Linked DNA regions of Homo sapiens: region 2 is linked to region 1. Evidence: chromatin loops called from intact Hi-C (ENCODE). Cell type or tissue: thyroid gland. All regions are shown on one strand. Each heading gives the region's core, and the rest is flanking DNA. Links, peaks and the distances in the headings are about the cores only.

Region 1 (11,231 bases), core at 5,822-10,821:
CACCTCAGCCTCCCAAAGTGCTGGGATTACAGGCGTGAGGCACCACACCCAGCCTCCTGCTTCCCCTTAAGTCCTTGCCCTGGCAAACAGTCCCAGCCAGCCTTGTTCTCTGGGGTCGACTTGGCCACAGCCTCCTCCATGCATCCCCTCTCTGCCCACCAATACCTAGTCCAATCTCACGGAGGTCCCAGGGCAGAGGCTGGGCCACTGTCTAAGCAGACACAGACCTTCTAATGTGGCCCGAGATGCCTGTCTGCCCATCTAGTGGACGCCTCCCCATCTCTGCAAGGGGTCCCTTTAGAGATCCCCTCTCCTCTCCCACAGGGAGGGGACAATAACTGACCCCCTCCAAGGGAGGGGACAATAACTGACCCCCTCCAAGGGATGACAACTTATGATCCAATAATTCCCCTCTCTCCATCTCTTGTCAGTTTCCTGCTTATGGAGCAGAATGAGGTGAGGAGCCAGGGGAGCCAGGGGACGCTGGGGATAACCAAACTGGCTGGACTGTATAAGCCCAGAAGGGTGTGTCTGGCCTCAGTTTTAACTGTGCTCTTTAGAATGTGGGGGACTTGGCCAAGTGCGGTGGCTCACCCCTATAATCCCAGCACTTTAGGAGGCAGGTAAATCACTTGAGGTCAGGAGTTCGAGACCAGCCTGGCCAACATGGTGAAACCCTGCGGCTACTAAAAAAAAAAAAAAAAAAAAAAAAAAATTAGCCAGGCATGGTGGCACACACCTGTAATCCCAGCTACTCGGGAGGCTGAGGCAGGAGAATCACTTGAATCTGGGAGACGGAGGTTGCAGTGAGCCGAGATGGTGCCACTGCACTCCAGCCTGAATGACAGAGCGAGACTCTGTCTCAAAAATAAAATAAAAAAATAACGTGGGGTACTTGATGCCTTTGTCTGTAGCTTGGCCTCAGGCACCATTTCTGGGGCAACAGAAAACTTCATTCCATGCCTCATCCTGGTATGCATGCAAAAATGTTCATTGCCCCATTATCTGCAACCATGAAAAACTGGAAACGACCCTCAGGCCTAACAGTAGGGGAGGGTTATAAACTTTGCAAGAGCAGGAACAACATCTGCCTTGTTCATTGTTAGGTCTGCAGTGCCCAGCGTGGTGCCCTGCACACAGTAGGTGCTCAGGAAACATCTGTGGAAGGAAGAGAATAAAGGAGGGAGGAAGGAAAGGAGGGGGAAAAAAGGAAGAAGAAACTTTGAAAGTTCTTCCGGAATCCCAGAAAGCAAACCCTTCCCTGCTTCCGCCGCACTGGAGAAGATGCACCTTTTGGGGGGCTGTGACTGTTCATTTTTAAAACTTCCATCCAATGCCCCCAAAACTTAATTCCATTTTGAGTGTTTTTCTTTTTTCATTTTCATCCTCCACTGTTTTTTTAACGCTCACTGTTGAATTTCTCGTTTGGAGAGGCTGATTGAATTGTGGCTCAGGGGACTTGAGACAGTCACTTCAGACATTTAGAGTTCCAATCACGCTGTCGCCACCCCAGTCCCCCACCCTTGGCACCAGGGAAACTATCTCTTATGAGAGCTGATTATCTTTACAGCCTAGAACATCACACTCTAAAACACAGGCTGTGCAAATCAGAATTCTCCGTGACTAATGTACATCCAGTGAAAATATCAAAATGCCCATTTAACAGGAGAGGGCTGATTGGAAAAGCCCACCTGATCTGCTGGTGAAGTTCCGTGGCTGATGTCATTTGAGAGTCACCGGGTCCAGGCCTGGGGAAGGCTGTGAGATCACCTGTCTGGGGGCTACTCTGTCTCATCCCTCAGGGCCCAGTCAGTGCCCACGGTCCTCCCTCCAGAGAGAGTGGCAGGCAGGGGAGGCCAGCGGACGGGGAGGCAGGCACATCAAGTGAGCACCTACTGTGTGCTGGGCACTGTGCCAGGAAGGACCTCATGCAGTCTGAGAACAACCTTGCCAGGTGAGATTTATTTATCACCCTTTTGCAGAGGGAGCTTCCTATGGGATCTCAAAGGATAAAGAGGAGTTAGTCGGGGGAAGTGGAGAGGCCTGGAAAGGCATTCCATGAAGAGGAGACGTCATTGCAAAGGCAAGAGGCAATAAAATAGAACACAAGCAGTCTGGTGTTGCTGAAGCTTAAAGTGCCAGCAGGGAGAGGGAAGGACAAGGCTGGAGAGGTGGACAGGGAAGGAGCAGGGAGACACAACTAGAAGCCTGGAGAAGCTGGAGCGGGCTGTCACTGTCATTCAGGAGAGAGATGACGGAGGCTGTAGAGATGTGTGCTGGAGGCAAAGCCAGCAGGACTGGGTGACTGATTCAATGCCCACGGAGGCTGAGGGGTGGTGAGGACCCAAGGATGACACCCAGATTCCATCTCCAGAGCTGATGGCGGGGCTGCCTCTGATTCGGGGACTCAAGGGAGGCACTGATGGAGGAAAGATGCTGCTTTGCTTCGTGGACATGCTGGGTTCATTGTGCTCACAAGACATGAGCCCAGGATGACAGGGTCTGACTCATAGTGGGTCTAGACCCAAAATCGAGGCACAGATGTTGGTCATGAGCTTGACAATGATCCCTACAGCCACAGATCAGAGGGGTGCACATGGAGCGTGGGGGAGGCTGCAGATGAGCACCCTGATCATTCATCCTGCACACAAGTTCCATTTGGCCTGCAATGTTTCAAAAATCTTTGAGCCAATGTTTAAAAATCAAGCACACTCTCTTAAAAATACAAATCTCTGGTTTTTCTTAGAAACTCAGAAGACCTGGCAACAGAGGCTGGAAATTTCTCAAAGCAACCATCACCGAGGATTGGCTGTCCCTTAGACAGGGGCACGCACTCTCCTGTTCACCACAGCCCCACCCTTGTCTATTGGCTCCCAGAACCACAGGCTAAGTAGTTCTTGTTGGCGATCATGGCACTTGTAATGATTCTTTGTCCCATATCTCTATCAGATGCTGAGAAACAGAGTAGTCTCAGAGAGTCAGAGCCACGTGTTTAGGTAAAATAGGAGAGCATGTATGTTTGCAGAGGCCAAGACAATTCCTTTACCTTTGCCACACACAATGAGTCTGCATCAAAGGCCTAGCCCAGGCCAGACCTTCTTCTCTCATTCACGTGACCTACTGGTGTCCCCTGGTCTAGAAAGAGAAGAGAAGACACACGGGGAAGAGAAAGAGATCAAAGAAAGAGGATGATGTGGGAAATTGCCAGGGAAGAGACTCTCAGAGATGTCCAAGACTGCCTGGAAGTCAAATTGGGTAAGGTAGGATCTGTCCCAGGCAAGTGCACACAAGGCCACACCTGCATCCACACACAAAGAAGAATTGCACACACATGCACACAAACACGCATGTGCACACGCATGCACCAGGACATCTCTAGGCCCTCTTACACTCATGTGTACACACAGAGGCACATGTGTGTACACACAGAGAGCAGACCCAATAAAGGGTATGCACACGCATAGGCAGGCAAACTCCCACATGTAGGTGCACGGTCACATACGCTCAGGCACAAAGACATACGTGTCTGCACAGACACGGGCATACCCCTGTGCACAAAGCCACCCGAGCCTGTGCCCTCCCAGGGAACTGCGATCCCACCTCACAAAGCTCTGCCAGTTCTAAACCAGCAACTTGTAACTAAATAAATATGATAAACAACTCCCCTCCAGATGGCTCCGCACACACCCCCACTCCTCTTGCTTAGAGGGATGGCACATTCTATGCCAATAAATCCTCCTGTTTGAAAACATTTGCCTTCTTAATTGGCCCGTTTATGGGTAAAATATGTTTCTGGGTAGTGCTCTGCCAGAATGGGATGCAGAGATGCAGGGCTGGCGGTGTGTGCTGCCGCCCTGCCCTGGAGGGGTCCGGCTTGGCCCACCCCCAGAGACAAGGCCCAAAGCTGGGGGGAAGGGGTCTCAGCATGGCCAGGGCAAGCTCTTCCGTGATCTTTTCCTCCCTGTGCCTCCATGTCTCTTTCTTAGGGTTCACATTTGTTGAGCTTACTGTATGCGGCACTCTCCAAGGTCCTTAGAGGAATCCGCTGGCCCTCACTTGCCTTTCTCTGGTAGGGAGCCTGTGAGGTGAGGCTGACTGTCATAGCTCCCAAAGATATGTCAACATCCAAATCCCTGGAAGCTGTGAATATGACCTTATTTAGGAAAAGAGTCTTTGCAGATATAATTAAGTTAGGGATCTTAAGATGGTATCATCCTGGATTACCCTAGTGGGCCCTAAATCCAATGGCAAATGTCCTTATAAGAGGCAGGAGAAGACACACAGAGGAGACCTGAAGACAGAGCAGAGATCAGAGGCCACAAGCCCAGAAAGGCCAGGGATCGCTGCATCTTTTCCAGAGAAGGCAGGGCAGGGCTCTCCCCCGGAGCGTCTGCAGGAGCGTGGCCCTTCTGACACCTTGATACGAGACTGCTTGTGAGCGAATGTGTGTCTTGTTTTCAGCCACTGAGTTCATGGTCATTTGTCACAGCAACCCCAGGAGACTGATCCACCCCCTCGCGTATGGGAGGTGCCCTGACCGCACACAGCCAGGCTCAAATCCATCCTCTGCTGCCTCACGGGCTCTGCAGGAGACCCATGCTGGAGGTGGGGAAACTGAGGTCCAGAGAGGGTCTAGGCACCAGCCGGTGGCCAGGCAAGGACTAGAACGCAGCACCTTGGCCCTCCTCATGCGGCACCCACCCTTGGAGTTTTTACATCAGGAGCAGGGAGGGGAGGATGCCCAGCCCAGGACAGCCCCAAGCAGAGGGTCCCCTCAGGGTCCAACTCTGAGATGCACTGAGGAAGGACAGGAAAGAGACCTCCTTGGGGATTCCATTTTCTTTCATTCTAAGATGGGCCCAAGGTGGGTAAAGCGTGAGGACCCCTCATAGCCACCCCAGCGAGTGTTCAGATGTGCCGTGTGCCAAGACAACCTCTCCTTCACCTGCCCCCACCCGGGCAGGTGGGTACTGACATCTCTGCTTCCCTTGCTCAGGCAGGAGAGTGAGGCTGGTGAGACCCCCACATAGCTGGGTCACCAGACTGGTCAGCGACAGAGCCGGGATTCTAGCTCAGGCCCCTCTGCTTCCAATGCCACCTGCTATGCTGCCTCCCAGGTAAGAGCCAGGAGCGCGTCCCAGGGTCAGAGGATGCAGCCAGGCCACCAGAAGCAGCATGAGGTCCTGGTTCCTCTTTCTCCCCTCATCCATAAAGTACTGGTCTCTAGCTCGGCTGCCCATTGTGGGCCAGGGTGGGTCAGAAGTTTGAATCATCCGCTGTGTGGCCTTGGTCAAGTCCTCTCCCTCTGTGAGCCTCCATTTTCTCATCTGTACAATGGGGAATATGATAACAGCCATTCCTAAGAGTTGTCGTGAGGACCCATGGAAATAAAACCCAGGTAGCCCTTGGCAACATGCTGGCACCCAGCAGGCGCTCAATAAATGCTGGTGGGTGTTCAAGCGAGGTTAGAGCTCAGTGAGAGGGAGCACCTCGCCCCTGGCCACGGAAGGTCATTTGACCAAAGTGGAGGGGAGTGGGGGAGCCTGGCTGTGCTGGGGGCGGGGGGCACTGCAGCCCTGCCCCTGTGCTCACCATCAGCACCCCTCCCCAAAGGACACCAAATCCTCTGCCCATGGCTCAGCCCAGCCGCTGTTCTCAGAGCCAAGCGATGGCCGAGTGATCCGCAGGTACAGGGAGAAGGGGAGACAGGAGCATAATCCACATGTACAACCAACGTGACAGCTAAAGTTCTCAGTCCGGCTAATACGAACAGAAACCAGATCGTCAATGTCAGCCAGGAGGGGTCGGCTAAGGTTAAATGCAGGAAGAACAAAGGAAAGTGGCAATGTTGGTGCCGCCAAACCAGGTTCTGCAGAGGCAGTGACTGCATGGCCTCCGGAGTCAGGCGTCTGGTCCCTCCCATTGCAGGCAAAGCAGCGGCCCTTTTCTGTTTCATGTCGTGGGCTTCCCTGTAAGATCTCATTTGATGAAATGAGTCTGTTGCCAGAAAACATTTGGAACAGCCCTATCCTGATCCAATTGTCCTTTTCATCAATTAATTCATTTTGTTCAATTTAGCACATCCTGAGTATCTACTAAGTGCAGGCCTGCAGCGGTACTGAGCACAGGACTACACTGCTGATGGTATAAAGGGAGAGATCATACAAGGAAATGTAGTTTCTACAGGGAAGAGAGCCAGGCAGGAACACATGTGTGCGGAGCTATAAGGATATGTAACTGGGGAGCCCAGTGTCTCAGAACCAGGCCAGGCAGAGGAGCCTTGCCCTTGCTCTCAAGGACAAGCGGCAGGTGTAGGAGTGACAAGATCCAGCCCAGAGCAACCCCTGGTTGCTGAGTGGAGAATGGTTTGTAGGAGGCCAGGGAGACAGCAGGAAGGCCAGTGAGGAGGTCCTGGCAGGCAAGCCATCCTGGTGGCCTGGAACAGAGCCAGGGCAGGTTTCATGGGTGTGCAACCTGAGCAACCACACAGGGCCCTCACTCAGAAGGGCCACACACTTGGTTTAACAGTCTATTGTTGCTGTCTTGAAGTTCTGAATAATTTTTGAAAAAGGGGCCCTGTATCTTCACTTTGCACTGGGCCCCTCAGTGATGTAGCCCATCCTGACCAAAGCAAAGCCGGGATCTTTCTGAAACAAGCAGAGTCCTAAACAGACCTTCTCACTGTTGTGCTGGAGGCGGCTTCTACCAGGTCCGGGACGCTGTGGTTCAATTTCTTTTCTCCACATATTCCAGGGACCACAGGAATGGCTGAATGTTAAGAAATGTTTTGTCATGTTGGTAGCTTGAAGCTGGCCACGGTAAGAGAATTTACATGGAAATCAGCAAAGATTACAAATCAGGGTCTTTTTTTCTGAAGTCATTTCTTCATCAGCGCTTCCCCAAGTGCATCCAAGGTCCTCCTTGGCAGTATGACAAAAACATGGCTTCTGGGCACCCCTCCCCAGGCCTTGCTGGGCACTGGACAAGGTGAGGCTCAACTCCATGAGATCCCCTCAGCCCCCTGAGGCCACACTGGGCCCACAAACCTCACAGAAGGAGGAGGCAGAGAAAATTGGTGGAGTGGGGTTGGAAAAGGAAATTTGCCTAAGGTATGGGGGTGGGGAGCTCACCAGGGAAGTAGAGGGCAGTGGTTTAGGGTCTGTGCTCTTGGAGAACCAGCTCCAGGGCAACAAGTGAAGTCCCCAGCCTGGGACCCACTCCCACCCTCCCACGAGCGGGTTGCCTTCCCGCTAAGCCAGATGCAGGGCTGGGGGTGGGGGACACACAGGTATCCATGTCCACAGAGCTGTCCTGCTTTGCTGGACTCCTGGGGGCAGCAGAGGGACCTGGAACAGGAAGACCGCCTAGAAGATGAGCTAGCAGCCCACAACTGCAGCTCCCCACCCCCGCACGGCAGAGTGGGCCTCCATACATAGTGACTATTGCTGTGATTGTTGTTACAATGGCCCCACCTCCTGGCTGGCTTGGCCCCCTTCTCCTACACCCTAGACTCGCGGCCTCCAGACTCTGGCAGGAGCTAGGACACAGCCCTCTCCCTATCCATGGGGGTGTCCCTGTGGGCAGGCGGGGGACGAAGGAGTGAGGGGGTCAGTAGGGGGAGTGGGAAGCATGGAGAGAGGGGAAAGCAAGGGAGGGCAAGGGAGCAGCGCCCGATGCTAAGCAGACACCCCTCCCCGCCCCACTCCACCGCCTCCTCTAGGCCCCTCCCTGCGCCAGGCGCAGACCACCCGGGAGGAGCCCACGGTCTCCCCGTGGTTCGACGGGAGCGGGGCCCCACAGCCTGGGACATGGCGCCACCTGCAGGCCCCTGGGCGCGCTGCCGCGTCGGCCCCTCAAACCCGGGAGGAGGGATGGGGAGGACCCACACGCTCTAGGGACCCCCGCACAGCGTTTCCCAAAAGATATTCGGCGGAACCCACACCCTGGTCAGGTAGTTTGGGAGATGTCCCTTGGAGATTCCCAATGTACATTTGCCCCTGAAGTCTGGCTTGAGTGAACGCTTCCATTCCTTAAATAAACACAAGCCAGCCGGGCGCGGTGGCTCGGGCCTGTAATCCCAGCACTTTGGGAGGCCGAGGTGAGCGGATCACGACGTCAGGAGATCGAGATCGAGACCGAGGCCATCCTGGCTAACACGGTGAAACCCCGTCTCTACTAAAAAAATACAAAAAATTAGCCGGGCGTGGTGGCGGGCGCCTGTGGTCCCAGCTACTCGGGAGGCTGAGGCGGGAGAATGGAATGAACCCGGGAGGCGGAGCTTGCAGTGAGCAGAGATCGCGCCACTGCACTCCAGCCTGGGCGACAGAGCGAGACTCCGTCTCAAAAAAAATTAAAAAAATAAAAAAATCCTTAAACTCTTTAGGAATACAGAAAGAAAACATTGAAATTTTTTATTATAATTATTTCTATCCTAGGCTTTTAAAACTTCAAGGAGTTGTGTATTATTACACAATATATTAGTACAGTGGTACATTTATATAATTTATTAATAAATAAATATGGTATATACTCACAAATATTCTTTTGATAGGGGTTCAGAGACCAGATGAGTTCATTCAATACCTGGCATATACTAAATGCTCTGTGTTAGCTATCATAGCAGACTTTAGCTCCCAAAGACAGCCCCAGTAATATCTCCTGTCCCCCAAGCTCTTTTAGAACTAGCCATGTCCCCATCAAGAGGTGGAGCCTAATTCCTCTCCCTTAGAATCCCGGGTGGGTTTGCAACTCACTGATAACCAGTAAAATGCAGTGAAGTGATTCTGCATGACTTCTAAGTCTAGGTCACAAAAGATGACGCACCTTCCCCCTTGCTAGCTGGGACAATCACTTTTAGAGCCCTGAGCTCTGGCTACACTGAAGTCTCCACGCCATAAGAAGCCCAAGTCACATGGAGAGGTCTCAGGTTCCTGCTGACAGCCCCAGGGCACGTCCCAGTCAACAACCAGCATCAACTACCACACGTAGCACACCACTGACTGGAGAGGTCCCCAGATAATTCCAGCCTCCAGCCATGGAGGTCATTTCAGTCTTCAGGTCTCCCAGGTGCGGTCCCGGTTATCACGGAGCAGAGGCAAATCATTCCACTGGCCCTTTCCAAATTTCTGACCACAGAATCTGTGAGCTTAATAACATAGTTGCGCCGAGTGTGGGTGCTCACGCCTGTAATCCCAACACTTTGGGAGGCCGAGGCAGGCAGATCACCTGAAATCAGGAGTTTAAGACCAGCCTGGTCAACATGACAAAACTCCGTCTCTACTTAAAATACAAAAATTAGCCCGGTGTGGTGGCACGCACCTGTAATCCCAGCTACTCTGGAGGCTGAGGCATGAGAATCACTTGAACCCAGGAGGCGGAGGTTGCAGTGAGCTGAGATTGTGCCATTGCACTCCAGCCTGGGAGACAAAGTGAAACTCTATCTCAGAAAATAAAATAAAATAAAATAAAATAAAATAAAATAGTTGCTTTTCACAACTAAGTTTCAGGGGCGGGTTTCTTGCAGCAATGGAGAAGCGAAACAGCAATGAGTATGTACCCTGATGTCTGTCCACGCTTTGTATGAGGGAACCAAGTGTCCCTACATAGGCGCCCAAGCTGAGGAGGGAGATAAGGAATTTTCCTACCAAACAAGGAGCTTTGTGAGAGCGGGCATAGAAGTACTCAAAAAATTCTTTGGGTATTTATTTTGTTCACTTGTTTTGTTTTGTTTTTCTGAGACAAGGTCTTGCTCTGTCACCCAGGCTGGAGTGCAGTGCCATGATCCTGCCGCACTGCAGCCTCAACCTCCTGGGCTCAAGCAACCCTCCTGCCTCAGCCTCCTGAGTAGCCAGGACCACAAGCACGACCACCACACTTGGCTAATTTTTTATTTCTTGTAGAGACAGGATTTTGCTATGTTGCCTAAGATGGTCTCGAACTCTTGGGCCCAAGCCATCCTCCTAGCTCAGCCTTCCAAAGTGCTGGGATTACAGGCGTGACCCACCAGGCCCAACCAAAATACATTTGTTTGGCTGGGCACAGTGGCTCACGCTGTAATCCCAGCACTTTGGAAGGCCAAGGTGGGTGGATCACCTGAGGTCAGGAGTTTGAGACCAGCCTGGCCAACATGGTGAAACCCCCATCTCTACTAAAACTACAAAAAAAATTTAGCTGGGCGTGGTGGTGCACACCTGTAATCCCAGCTACTTGGGAGGCTGAGGCAGGAGAATCACTTGAACCCGGGAGGCGGAGGTTGTAGTGAGCCAAGATTGCGCCACTGCACTCCAGCCTGGGCAACAGAGCGAGACTCCATCTCAAAAAAAAAAAGAAAATTGTTGAATGAATGGCTTTCATAGAATAAGTAATTCATTTGCTTCTTTACTTTGTCAGACAATCAGTGAGATTGTCTGGGTGAAAACAGACAGGTCCTCAGGGTGGGAAGGGAGACCCAGCCCCAGAGGGGATCCCCTCATCAGCCCCTTGTGGAAAAGACAGGAGCCCCAACTCTTCTGCATGGCTGACCCTGCCGCTCCATTCCAGGTGACCCTGGGTGATCCCAGGTCCTGTTGCCTGTGGCCTTTTCACTGTCAGTAGGAAGTGGCCATGGGAGAGAGCTGGCCTCTAAAATCCCAGGGTTTGGTCACATTCAGGGTCAACACCTTCTAAGGGAGTCAGGGATGCATCTCTGTGACCCGGCTCCTCCCCCACCACAGCAGCAGGGAAGGCCTGGGGAGGAGGTATGTGTGTGACTGGATTCTTGTGACTCCACAACTGTGGCTTTGGACAAATCACTTTATCTCTCTGAGCCTGGGCTTTCTCTGCTGCAAAATGGGGTAACGAATGGTTCTGCCCTGAAATAGTTCTTGTGTGGGTTCAGTGAGAAGGTACAGATTGTCTGTTCTTCGTGTATGTTCCCTAAATGTTTCTACTCTGAAGGGGGATCCTTCTCCTCTGCTTCTCCCTCAGAGCTACTCTGCGGGAATTTGGACCAGTTTAGCCAGTGCCTCATGGAAATCTAGCCTGGGATTGGTGCAGAGTCTCAGCTGCAAGACCCAAAGTCTTGCGTGTCTAACCCAGCTCCACCTGGCTCCTCTGCGGTCTGGGCAAGGCCAGCATACAGCTGAGCAGGAAGGAAGGAAGCAGTTTCTGAGACGGGGTGCCCAGGCCAGACCGGAAGAGACATGGATGGGGAGACAGGGGAGCTGGGTTCATGAATTTGCTCTGCTGGTACT
Region 2 (11,231 bases), core at 2,627-7,626, 120 kb before region 1:
CTGCCTCATCTCCTGTGCCACACACATTGCCACTGGCCAAGTCTAAATGAGATGCCGTGCTCTCCAAGCTTTGTTGCTCTTTATGTATAACTATTAGAGCACACATTTAGCTCACCTAGAGAATGGAGGTCTGCCTTGTCCATCTTTATTTCCTTCTGGCACAGTCACACAGGAAAGCCCCATGGGTGCTGTCAGATTGGATTGAACTGAGCTGACTCTTGGAGATATTTAGTCAAACTTGCCCATTTTACAGATGGAGAAATGACAACTGGAGAGGGGAGTTCTACTGGAGAGGGGAGTTCACACATATACACTGAAAGCTGCCCATCAAAAGAGTTGCAGAACCAGGACTACAGCCCTTGCATCTTGACTGCCAGTACGATGCAGGTTAAACTCTGTGTTTGATGCTTGTTGATGTGGACGTCTGGAACTTGAATAGAAGACATTTCTTATTTCAGATGCATCCATTAGCAGGTCTTAGCCAGGAGCCAGGCCCTTGCAAGTATATATTGCAAGTAATTGATGACATTGGAGCCAGAAATCGAATGAACCGGGCCCAGTTCAATCCACTTACTGGACAAGCTCCTCAAGCACTCTAAGCCCCAATTTCCTCCTCTGTAAAGTGGGCATAAATTACATTTACCTTGAGGGTTGCTGTGAAGGCTAGAAATAATATATGTAATGTCCCCTGATACACAGAAGGTGCTCAAGAAATAGTAAGCTCTTCTAATGATTGTTATTGATGGCAAAGATGATGAAAAAACAAATGCTCTGACTTCTCAAAGGAGAGAGAATCATCCCTGAGGATTGTGTCTTGGAGAACATAAATCCATATTTTCTCTTTCCTGAACAAATTCCCTCTGGAAGGGCACAAAGGGAACAAATTCCCTTGTTAGGAAGGAAGGAAGGGAAGGAAGGATGGAAAACAAGAGCAAGGAAGGGTTGGCAGGTTGTGACTGTCTACCTCTCCCTGAGGCTTGCTCTGCTACACCCACCCCAAACTCTGGTCCATCCCATTTCCATGCTGAGATCAGGCCACACACAGAAGTGTTGGTGTCAGACCACCAGCTTTGAGCCATCCCTGGGAATCCCCAGGATACTGGATAGCAGATTTGGAGCATACAGTTCCCACCCACTGTGACTGACGGCTAGGGAGCTCAAGGTTATGGAGGAAGCTCTCATAAGTCAATGCAAGTTTGTGTGTCTCCCGTTCCTCACTGGCTTAGCCCTCAGAGCCCTTGTCCCTGCTTTCTGCCTTGCAACTAGGTCTTCACATTAGTGTTTTATCAAACAAAAGACAGGCTGACATCTTTAAAGTATGGTCTTTATTAAGTAGGGAGCAAATCATTCCACACCTTCCCTCCCAATACCTCCCTCACCAGTGACTTCAAGCCTTCAAACAAGAGGGGACACCTCTCCCCACTTCCCAGTGACCTTTCTCCGCCCCTCATTGCATCCATGAGTGACACCACTGAGATCAGATGCAGTGATGTTAATTGAAATGGACATTAAGGGCTCACTTGCTCAAGCAGAAGCACATTAGAAGAAATATAAACGAGGAAGACATTGGGTCAGTAACATTTGTTCTAATGAGAATAACCATCTCTAGAGCATCTTGTTCAAAAAGGATTGAGTGCCCAGGAAACAACAGATACATGAGGCCTTCCACCCCCACCCCACCCCCAATACTCAGAAGTGTCACACATACTTGCAGAGACTTTTCAATCATCCTTGCTTCAATCATGATTCCCCAGGTGCATTTCTGTGGGTGTCACCCAGCACATTCCCCCTCGTGTTCTTCATCTGTTTCTCCAAATCTACTTCTCCATATTATTTTAAGAGTTTGTGACCAGATGTTGGTAACATGTGGTCCCAGATGTTCTTATTTGCTATACCTCAGGAATTCTTGACTAAGTGACCCAAGAGCTTCTCAACTTTGGATCCAATAAGGGGAACCTAAGGCTAAAAGAATCCCATCTGGAGTAGAGAGGAAGATACCCAATTACCCAATTTTTTTGTTTGTTTTTGTTTGTTTTCTGAGACAGAGTCTCTCTCTGTCACCCAAGCTGGAGTGCTGTGGTGCGGTCATAGCTCACTGCAGCATTGAACTCCTGAGCTAAGCAGTCCTTCTGCCTCAGCCTTCCGAGTGGCTGGGACTATAGGCATGTACCACCATGCCCAGCTAATTTTTAAAAAAAGTTTTTGTAAAGACAGGGTCTCCTTATGTTGCAAAGGCTGGTCTTGAACTCCTGGGCTCAAGAGGTCTTCCCACCTCAGCCTCCCAAAGTGCTGGGATTACAGGCATGAGCCACCACATCTAGCCCAAGTTTCTGCATAAAGAACATGAAGGTTTTCCTTAGATCATGCTTTACATGGCACATCATGTCTTTATGGTTATTAGTGGGCAGTTGCAAGGTATAGATACCATTTTTGTCTATGCTGTATCATCTCCCAATATTCTTAACAGCATCTGACTTAAAAAAATTTTTTTTTTGAGACAAGGTCTTCCTCTGTCACCCAGTATGGAGTGCAGTGCTGCAATCATGGCTCACTGCAGCCTCAACTTCCCAGGCTCAGGTGATCCTCCCACCTCAGCCTCCAGAGTAGCTGGGACCACAGGTCGTGCCACCATGCCCAGCTAATTTTTGTATTTTTTTGTAGAGACAGGGTTTTGCCATGTTCCTCAGGCTGGTCCCTAACTCCTAAGCTCGAGCAATCTGCCCGTCCCAGACTCCCTGTAAGTGCTTGGATTACAGGCATGAGCCATTGTGCCTGGCCAGCATCTGATTTTTCTGTGAGCCTCTACTCCTATTCTTGGTCCAGGCCATAAAGAGTATGGAAACTAAAGTCTGACTGCCTAGGTTTGAATATTGGCTCTGCCATTGACCAGCTATGTGAACCTGGAAAAATTCCTAACCTCTCTGTGCCTCATATAAGAAATGTGGAGAATAGTATCTACCTCATGGAGTTTTTGGGTTATATGAGTTAATTCAGATAAAATGTTTAAAAGAGTGACTGGCACATAGTAAACACCCCCCAAATGTCATCTAGTATTAATATTATTACTATTAGTTCAGAAGGGGCTGACTTCATTCCCCCTGGCCCTGGTGATGGCACCTGACCCAGGCCTGGCCAATCAGGACATTCTGTCCCCCTGTCCACCATGGAGTCCTTCTCCATGGTCAGTCATACCAGTCATTTGGATTGGCACTGTGGGCTGTGATCTAATGTGAACTCTGAAAGCCTGGTCATGCTGGGCCAAAGCTGCAAAGTAAAGGTAAACATCAAATCTGGGCTGGTTCATCAGGAGAGAACATTCTGAGTAGGGAGACCTGGGGACTATCCAGTTTCACCTTGCAGGTGAAGGCCCACTCTCCCTACTCTAGCCGTTAGTTAGACCCCATGAAAATAATTGCAGTAGACTGTTAATTTGATGGCTTCCAGTGAACCATGCTTCTGGCATTCATACTCTTATGTAGTCCCCTCCCACATTGATTCTGGACTTTGCCATATTGATGCAGGGCAGGTAAGCCCCAGAATTGGGGCTTAGCCCGAGAAGGTTCTTCACTTCATCCAGGAAAGAATTCAAGGGCAAACAGGTGGTGGTAGATGCCAACATTTTTTTTTTTTTTTTGAGACGGAGTCTTACTCTGTCATCAGGCTGGAGTGCAGTGGCACGATCTCTGCTCACTGCAACCTCCGACTCCCTGGTTCAAATGATTCTGCCTCAGCCTCCCGAGTAGCTGGGATTACAGGCAGACACCACCATGCCCAGCTAATTTTTGAATTTTAGTAGAGATGGGGTTTCCCCACGTTGGTCAGGATGGTCTCGATCTCCTGACTTCATGATTCACCCACCTCAGACTCCCAAAGTGCTGGGATTACAGGTGTGAGCCACTGTGCCCAGCCTAGATGGCAACTTTTATTGGAGCAGCAGTGTCCAACAGCAGCAGAGGTACTGCTCCTTGTGGAACAGGACTACCCCCTAGGCAGCATGCCCAGAGTAGCAGCTCAGGGGTAATTCTGTCGTCATATTTATACCCACTTTTAATTACATGCAAATTAAGGGGCAGGTTATTCAGAATTTTCTGGACAAAGGATGATACTTCCAGGCCATTGCCATGGAAAGGGGTGGTAACTTTTAGGTGTTGCCATCACTGTGGTAAACTGACGTGGTGTTGCTGGGTATGTCTCATGGAGAGGTGCTTTCACTGCTTCCCTGTTCACCTAGTCTTCAATCTGGTCCAGAGTTTCAGCCCCATCTCTGGAGTTGAGTCCTGCCTTCTCCCTCAATGTGACAAATGTTGGCCAATGGTATATCGCAGTTGTGATGCAAGCAGAGGCTTGGTAAATGCCTGCATACTGGGGTTTGTCCTCTTGGAATGCTCATTTGTGGGAGCCCTGAACAACTATGTAAGAAGTCTGGCTACCCTGCTGGAGAGAACACATGGTGGGAAGAGACTAAAATTATGTGAAGAGAGTCAGGCCAGCCATCCCAGCTTCTCTGCTGAGCCCCGCCATCAGCCAACCTGCCAGCTGAATGCAACCGTAAGAGTGATCACCAGCAAGATCACTAGAAAAACCACCTAACTGAGCCCACCCTGGATTGAACAATCATAAACAAATAAAATGGTTATTGTTTTAAATCACAAAGTTTTGGGGTTACATAGCAATCGAAACAACAATCATGTTCAATAACATTTCCTAGCTCCACAGAGTTCTGAGAGCTCTCCCACATCTAAGAGATTAGGATTGTTATTAGCCCCATTTTACAGATGGGGAAGCTGAGGCCCAAAGATGGGAAGCAACAGCCCAGTCAAGCAGAGACAGAGCTGTCACATTCATACACTTCTGAGTGAGCTCCTTTCACCGCACCTCCCACTGCAGTAGCTCCTGTCTAGTTGAAGAAACTTATAAAGAGCAGCAGAGAGTGGTGAGGTATAGGAGCACTGGACTGGGATTGACAATAGCCTGGCTTTAAGTTGGCCATTATTTGTCTGTATGTGCTTAGACAACTCAAACCACTTCCCTCCCTGAGCCCATCTTTCCAGCTGTTCAGTGAGGGGGGAAGCAAACTGAAATGCTCGCAGAGGCCAGGTAGATAACACAGACAAGGGAAGCAGGTCAGGTGAGGACTACGGTGGCTGAGCCCATGCCCTTCTAAGCGGGGGCGGTCACTACCCAGCTTCAACCAACTGTTACCATATGGAATCGGGGCCCATTGTAGCTAGATCACCTGATTTGTTTCTTTTCCTTGGAGAGACAGGAAATGTAGGTTATGATGTTAAATTTCCCAACATTAAAATGTTATATACAGCTCAGGAAAAGCAGGGAAAAGAAAAAGAAATGTTATGAATTTATTTGAATTTTTAAAAAATAAACAGCCATTCAAACCTACAGGCTGCTGGTTTGAAACCCTGGATCAGATTATTTCAAAATTTCCTGCTAGAGTTTATGCCGACATCAAAGAAGGATGCCTACCGGTCCCAGCCCTGCCCTACGCACACAGAGCGGTTCCATCTATCTCCCCATCCCAACTCACAGAGCCTGAACACCAGAGAGGCCTTGGGTGTGGCTACCATCTTTCTCTCTGAGGACTCTCATCTCCAGCCCTACCACCCCTCTGGCTACAAGGAATGGGGTGCAGAGGCCCAGTTTCGAATGCCTAAAGTTGCTGGGGCTTCAAAGGAGGGCCAAAAGTGGAAAAGAAGTAACACCCATTAAGCAACTACTGTGGGCCAGGTGTGATGGTGGATTGCAACATTATGTAATAGCAAAGGGTCTCATGACTATGAGGACATAAGGGATTGGAGGAGTGCTGTTCATCCCTGGTCATAATGAGCCTTGGAGACAGACATGCAGTGCAGCGAGGGACGGCCCAGCTATTATTGATACTAATTAAAAGGCCATTAAATTGAAGGGGCACATACAGCCCTTCCGTCACCAGCCAGTGCTCTGACAGTCTCACCATTTTCTGTGAGGCCAGCGCAGCTCGTGTGGGGCACAGAGCACAACCCTTCACCCCCGACTCTCCACTAAAGCACTTAATTGTCTGAGAAAAAATACCAACACTCCCCCAGCTCTGGGAGAAGCTGCAATACACTAATTGAAATTCAACGGCTTGGATCTCGGGAGGGAAATGGCCACTCGTAGGGAAATATGGAAGCATACATTCATTCAATAAATCATTAGTCTGCATCTTTTATGTGCCTAGTACTGTGCTACATGCAATGAATATGGCAATGATCAAAGCAGATAAAGGGCCCCCCAAATATAATCATGGAGATTATGGAAGGTGCAAAAAATGCATAGTTCTTATTTTCTTTCTCCTTTTTTCTTTCTTTCTTTCTTTCTTTTTTTTTTTTTTTTTTTTGGACAGAGTCTTTCTCTGTCTTCCAGGCTGGAGTGCAGTGGCACAATCATAGCTCACTGCAGCCTCAACCCTCTGGGCCTAAGTGATCCTCCCACCTCAGTCTCCTGAGTAGCCTTTATTTTCTATAAGTGGTCAATTTTTTCTTGTGCTTCCTTCATTTTCTTAGAGAGAAAAACATAAATCTGATTACTAACTGTAGCCGAGTCTCTTCCAGTTTAAAAGGCTCATGAAGGAGTATTTCATACTATTTGAGTAAAAGGTTCATCTTCGTTTCCTCCCACCTCTTCCTCCCTCAAGAAGGCCTGGGTGTCAGCCAGACCACACATGGATCCTTGAGCCATCCTATGGGAATATGACCTGAGAGGCCCTTCCCATTGACTCAGCAGCGGGATGGAGAAACCCCAGCATATCATGGTTTCGTGGACTGAAAATCCATCCGGGGTCATCTGCTGGGGTCCTGCCTGTGCCTCCTCAACACTCAGAGTCCCTAAGGTGATGACTGCAGCTATGACCCTGCTGAGAGCTTTCTCCTGATGCCAGGGCACACTTGGCCCACTCACTGGACAAGACAGAAGTACTGGAGATGTTGTACTCACAGAAATGTTGTTCAGCCAATGACAGGGAATTGATGATGATGTTAGTATCCTCTCCCCTTGTACTGGATAAACCTGAGTGTTCTTGTGTCCGGGAGGTCCCCAGTGGGATTGAGCTCCAGTTGTCCACAGAGGGGAATTTCTTCATCACACCTGATTTCTTGGCAGCCTTTTCCTCCCTGTGTCACTCCCTAATCTGTTAACGGTGTTCCCTGGGATCATCCCCCAAATAAACTACCTGGCCTTGCATTCTTGTCCCAAGGTGTGCAACTGAGAGAACCCTAAAACATCACCCATTTAACTTTTTTTTTTTTTTTTCTGAGACAGACTCTCACTGTTGCCCAGGCTAGAGTGCAGTGGTGCGATCTCGGCTCACTGCAGCCTCCGCCTCCTGGGTTCAAGCGATTCTTGTGCCTCAGCCTCCTGAGTAGCTGGGATTACAGGTGCCCACCACCACGCCCAGCTAATTTTTGTATTTTTAGTAGAGACAGGTTTCCGCCGTGTTGGCCAGGCTGGTCTAGAACTCCTGACCTCAGGTGATCCACCCGCCTCGGCCTCCCAAAGTGCTGAAATTACAGGCGTGAGCCACCACACCTGGCTTTTAATTTTATAAGCCCCACTTACTGACCCACAGGGACCAAACCCTGCTGTATGGGAGGAACTTCCAGATCCCCTTCCTCCCATTGATGGGCCTCCTAAGGCACAGATGAAGAGAGAGGGCTTGCTACCAACTTGATAGTTCTCATAAGAATCTCCATAGCTCATACAAATTAAAGTGGTTTCATAGTTCCCAATGATGTCCCTGGTGGCCATGTCGGTGCGTCCCACCTTTGTTGTGGAAATGGAACCATAGTGATTGGTCCGTGCCATGAGCGTGTCATTCAAGCTAGGCCAATTAGAGATATCTCCTGGAACTTTTTACACCAAAACTAATGGAGAGATGTTCTCTGAACTCCAAGAGTTGCTAAAGCTGGAAGGCTGTGATTCTGGAGTGGCCAGAGTCCATCTTCCCCTCCCCGTGGAGAAGTCTGCCTGTGACTGGTAAGAATGGCTCCAACAGGCAAAGAGCAGCAGAGAAAAGAGAGAACAGCCTGGTGGCCTTTGGGTGTCTGAATCCAGTCATCTGGGGTATTGGCTCCACCGGGTGCTGTCCATGGTTTGTGTATGTGAAACAATGAATTACCCTTTCTTGCTCAAAGTAGTTACAGTTCGGTTTCTGTCACTTCCAACAAAAAATCTTTGATGAATACAGATATCCCCAGCAATGGAAAAGATGAGGAGATTTCAGGTGGCCTCCCAGGCAGTGGATGTTCACAGCTGGGACAAGACTGGGGGGCTACAAAAATGGCTGCCAATAGCTGGTCTTTAAGCATGTAACAAATACCTTCCAGGGACTCCTAGGGATACACATGTCCCCTGATATTCTCTCTCTCTTTCTGTCTCTCTCTTACACACACACACACACACACACACAACACCAGGGATAAAGAAAAAATACCTTTAAGGAAAAGATATTACCATAACAACATTCTTAGTCAGGTACTGTATTGTTTAACCTCTTTGTAAAGCTCATTCCTTAAGTATGTTCTTTTCAACTCTACAAGGCAGCAAAGAAAATAGATGTTTTAGCTATTGTTCTCTTATTCACGCTCTTCTTTCGGAATCGTTCCTAAATTAATTACCTTTTATAACCTTATATAACCATAAAAACTATAGTCATTCTTTATGAGGAATTGCACAATACATATCTCTCAAACAGAAGTTCTCGTGCGCATGTAAAAGCTTGAACATAAAGTGCTGGGGTCTTTGTCAAGTCCTCCAGGAGCAGATCCTAGTGTAGCGGGCAGATGTAGGAGCTAAGAGGCATAAACTCCGAGTCAATGTTTTGTTTCTTCTTTATTATTTGGGAAGAAATATTGCTTAATTGAAATAAAATGAGTGTAAATTTTTCTATAGCCCCATTCTGAGAGGTGAGGGAGGAACTATCATGTGAATATTCATTATTTGAGAATTAATTGTACTTTGGTACTTTGGAGTTGAAGGGAGAACACGAAGAAGACTTTGCAAAAAGGGTGTGAGGCCCCATGCGAGTGAAAAATAGTAGGAAGAGAAACCATGGGCTTTTGATAGAAAGTAGATTCCATCGTTGTCAGGAACGTTTCCTCCTTCCCCTCCACCTCCATGGATGGAGTATACTTCCTCACCCCTTGACTTCGGGCTTGGCCCTGAGACTTGCTTTGGCCAATGGAATAGCACCAGACATAAAACAAATGAGCTTGGAATATGCCTGCACAGCTAGGCAAACTCTCCTACAATTCCATCATCTCCAAGAGTTAAATATGTTCTGGTTAGCCCACTGGTTCCAGGAAGAGGATGGGAGTCACGTGCAGCAGAGCCACCCAGCCTACTTATGGAGTGAAGCAGAGCCACCAGCTGATCAGGAAACTTGTAATCCCAGTGCTTACTGTCATATGCCACTGAGAGTTTGAGGTTGATTGTTATGTGGCATTGCTAGAGCAGTAACTAATTGACAGAAGCTGTTAGTGTGATTTCCCTTGAATGTGCAAACTGAAGAAGCTCAGCATCGTTTGGATTATTGTACTAATAAAAGTAAAGCTGAAGTGAGCAAATCATTCGCCTTTTATTATTACTGATTAAAGTGGAGTCAAGGTGAACCCCTTAACATCCCTCCTTCTGCTTTGCTGACATTATGCTATGCTTTCAGGAGTTGGGAAGGGAGTGGTGGAGTTTTAGCTCTGGGACCTCACAGCACTCCCTAGCCTATCTGGCCTAGGCCATGCAGCTTGTGATCGGGATATCCATGAGCTCTGAGCATCCCTGCATGTTCTTGCTGGTGCACCAGGAAGGCAAGACCCTGATTGCCCTTTACTCAGGCCATTTCTCAGGGTTGTGTTTGCAGAAAACAACCTTGAGGGATGAAGTCATGTCTTCAAAGGGAAGGTTTGTGACTGCTCACTGTAAAAGCAATAGTTTCTCTTAGCTCAGTATTCCTCTCCTGTGACACAACTCTGTGTGAGCAGGCCCACCTGCATCACATCCTCAGGACTTCAGAGGTTTGGGGAATCAGGGTAAGCCTGAAGTCAGCATCTACTTTCTCTGTAAGTAATACAGTTTCTTATCTCTGACCCAGGAGTCTATGTCTTCTGCCAGCATTCAGGAAATAATCTAGCTGATGAGTTTGTAAGTAGGGTAAAATCTCAGACCCTTCACAGTTCCTGATGTGGGTCACCTCCCATGAATGTTAACTGTCTCATGCACTGCACGGGAACTCTGTCTGCGAACTCCTTCAGAGAGAGGGTGTCCTGGGGCAACATGCAATGACAACCTGGGGAAGGGAACCTCATACATTCTCAAATGTAAAAGTTAGGAGAAACCTTTGTGATCAGAAGAAAGCTTAATGCAGTAATTCCTAGAAGGTGGGATATGTCCCTGGTGAGCCACAAGATGATTTAAAATGATATATGGGAAAGCATGATTTAAAATTTTCATAGCAATTGTTTCTACTATGCGTTACAAAAATACTCTTTTTTCTCCTTAAAGACATATTTAAACCAAAAGAATAGATTAACTTAAAAATATAAGTAAACAAGACTACAGTGTAAGACTGTGATTAACTGCGAGTAAGGACAAAAATGCTCTTTACAGTGATTTCAACCATAAGAACCAAATGTAATTATCTCATACAATTGAAAGTCCGTATGTTCCAGTTATCTATTGTGTATAACAAACCATCTGACTTAGTGATATAAAACAAAAACAACTGTATTCTGGTCACAGATTATGAGGATCAGGAATTCACACAGGGCACCATAGGGATAATTTATTTCTGCTCCATGATGTTTAGGGCCTTATTGAGGAAGACTCCCAGGGTTGAGGACTAGAATCATCTGAAGACTTCTGTGCTCACCTGTCTGGTGCCTGGGCTGGGATGACTCAAAGGTTGGGCACAGTGGGGACTGTAGATCACAATACCTACACATAGCTTCTCCGTGTGGCTTGGGCTTCCTCCTAGCATGACAGCCACAGGGTAGTTAAACTCCTTACATAGTGGCTCAGGAACCTGTGAGTAAGTATTTCAGTGAACAAGGCAGCAGCTGCATGGTATTTTACGACTCAGCCTCTGAAATCACACTGCATCATTTCTGCTATACTCTTTCTTGTTGTTGTTGTTGTTGTTGTTAATGAAGAAAAGATTTATTTAGTAATTACTACCTGCCCAGAAATTGTTCTGTGAATTTCACATA

Evidence for each region. Peaks named below come from ENCODE experiments on the same cell type or tissue, not always from the same donor. Only the 100,000 strongest peaks of a DNase experiment are listed, where the experiment ranks them.
Region 2: a loop joins it to region 1, with 1.9 times the contacts of the local background. A loop is called at or near these places in 6 of 110 quality-filtered maps.

What each region holds. Positions count from the first base shown.
Region 1 is chr20:33,859,396-33,870,626 of GRCh38, reverse strand. No RefSeq gene overlaps it. Among named protein-coding and RNA genes, the nearest start is that of CHMP4B, 54 kb to the right of the region's middle. RefSeq lists an enhancer at 7,328-7,407 and silencers at 7,692-7,855, 7,858-7,907. In thyroid gland, for the core only: a CTCF peak has its summit at 7,805 (motif pointing left); a DNase peak (open chromatin) is centred at 7,436; H3K27ac peaks cover 1,188 bases.
Region 2 is chr20:33,979,036-33,990,266 of GRCh38, reverse strand. No RefSeq gene overlaps it. Among named protein-coding and RNA genes, the nearest start is that of RALY, 9.3 kb to the left of the region's middle. In thyroid gland, for the core only: no CTCF peak of the experiment used is centred there; no DNase peak of the experiment used is centred there.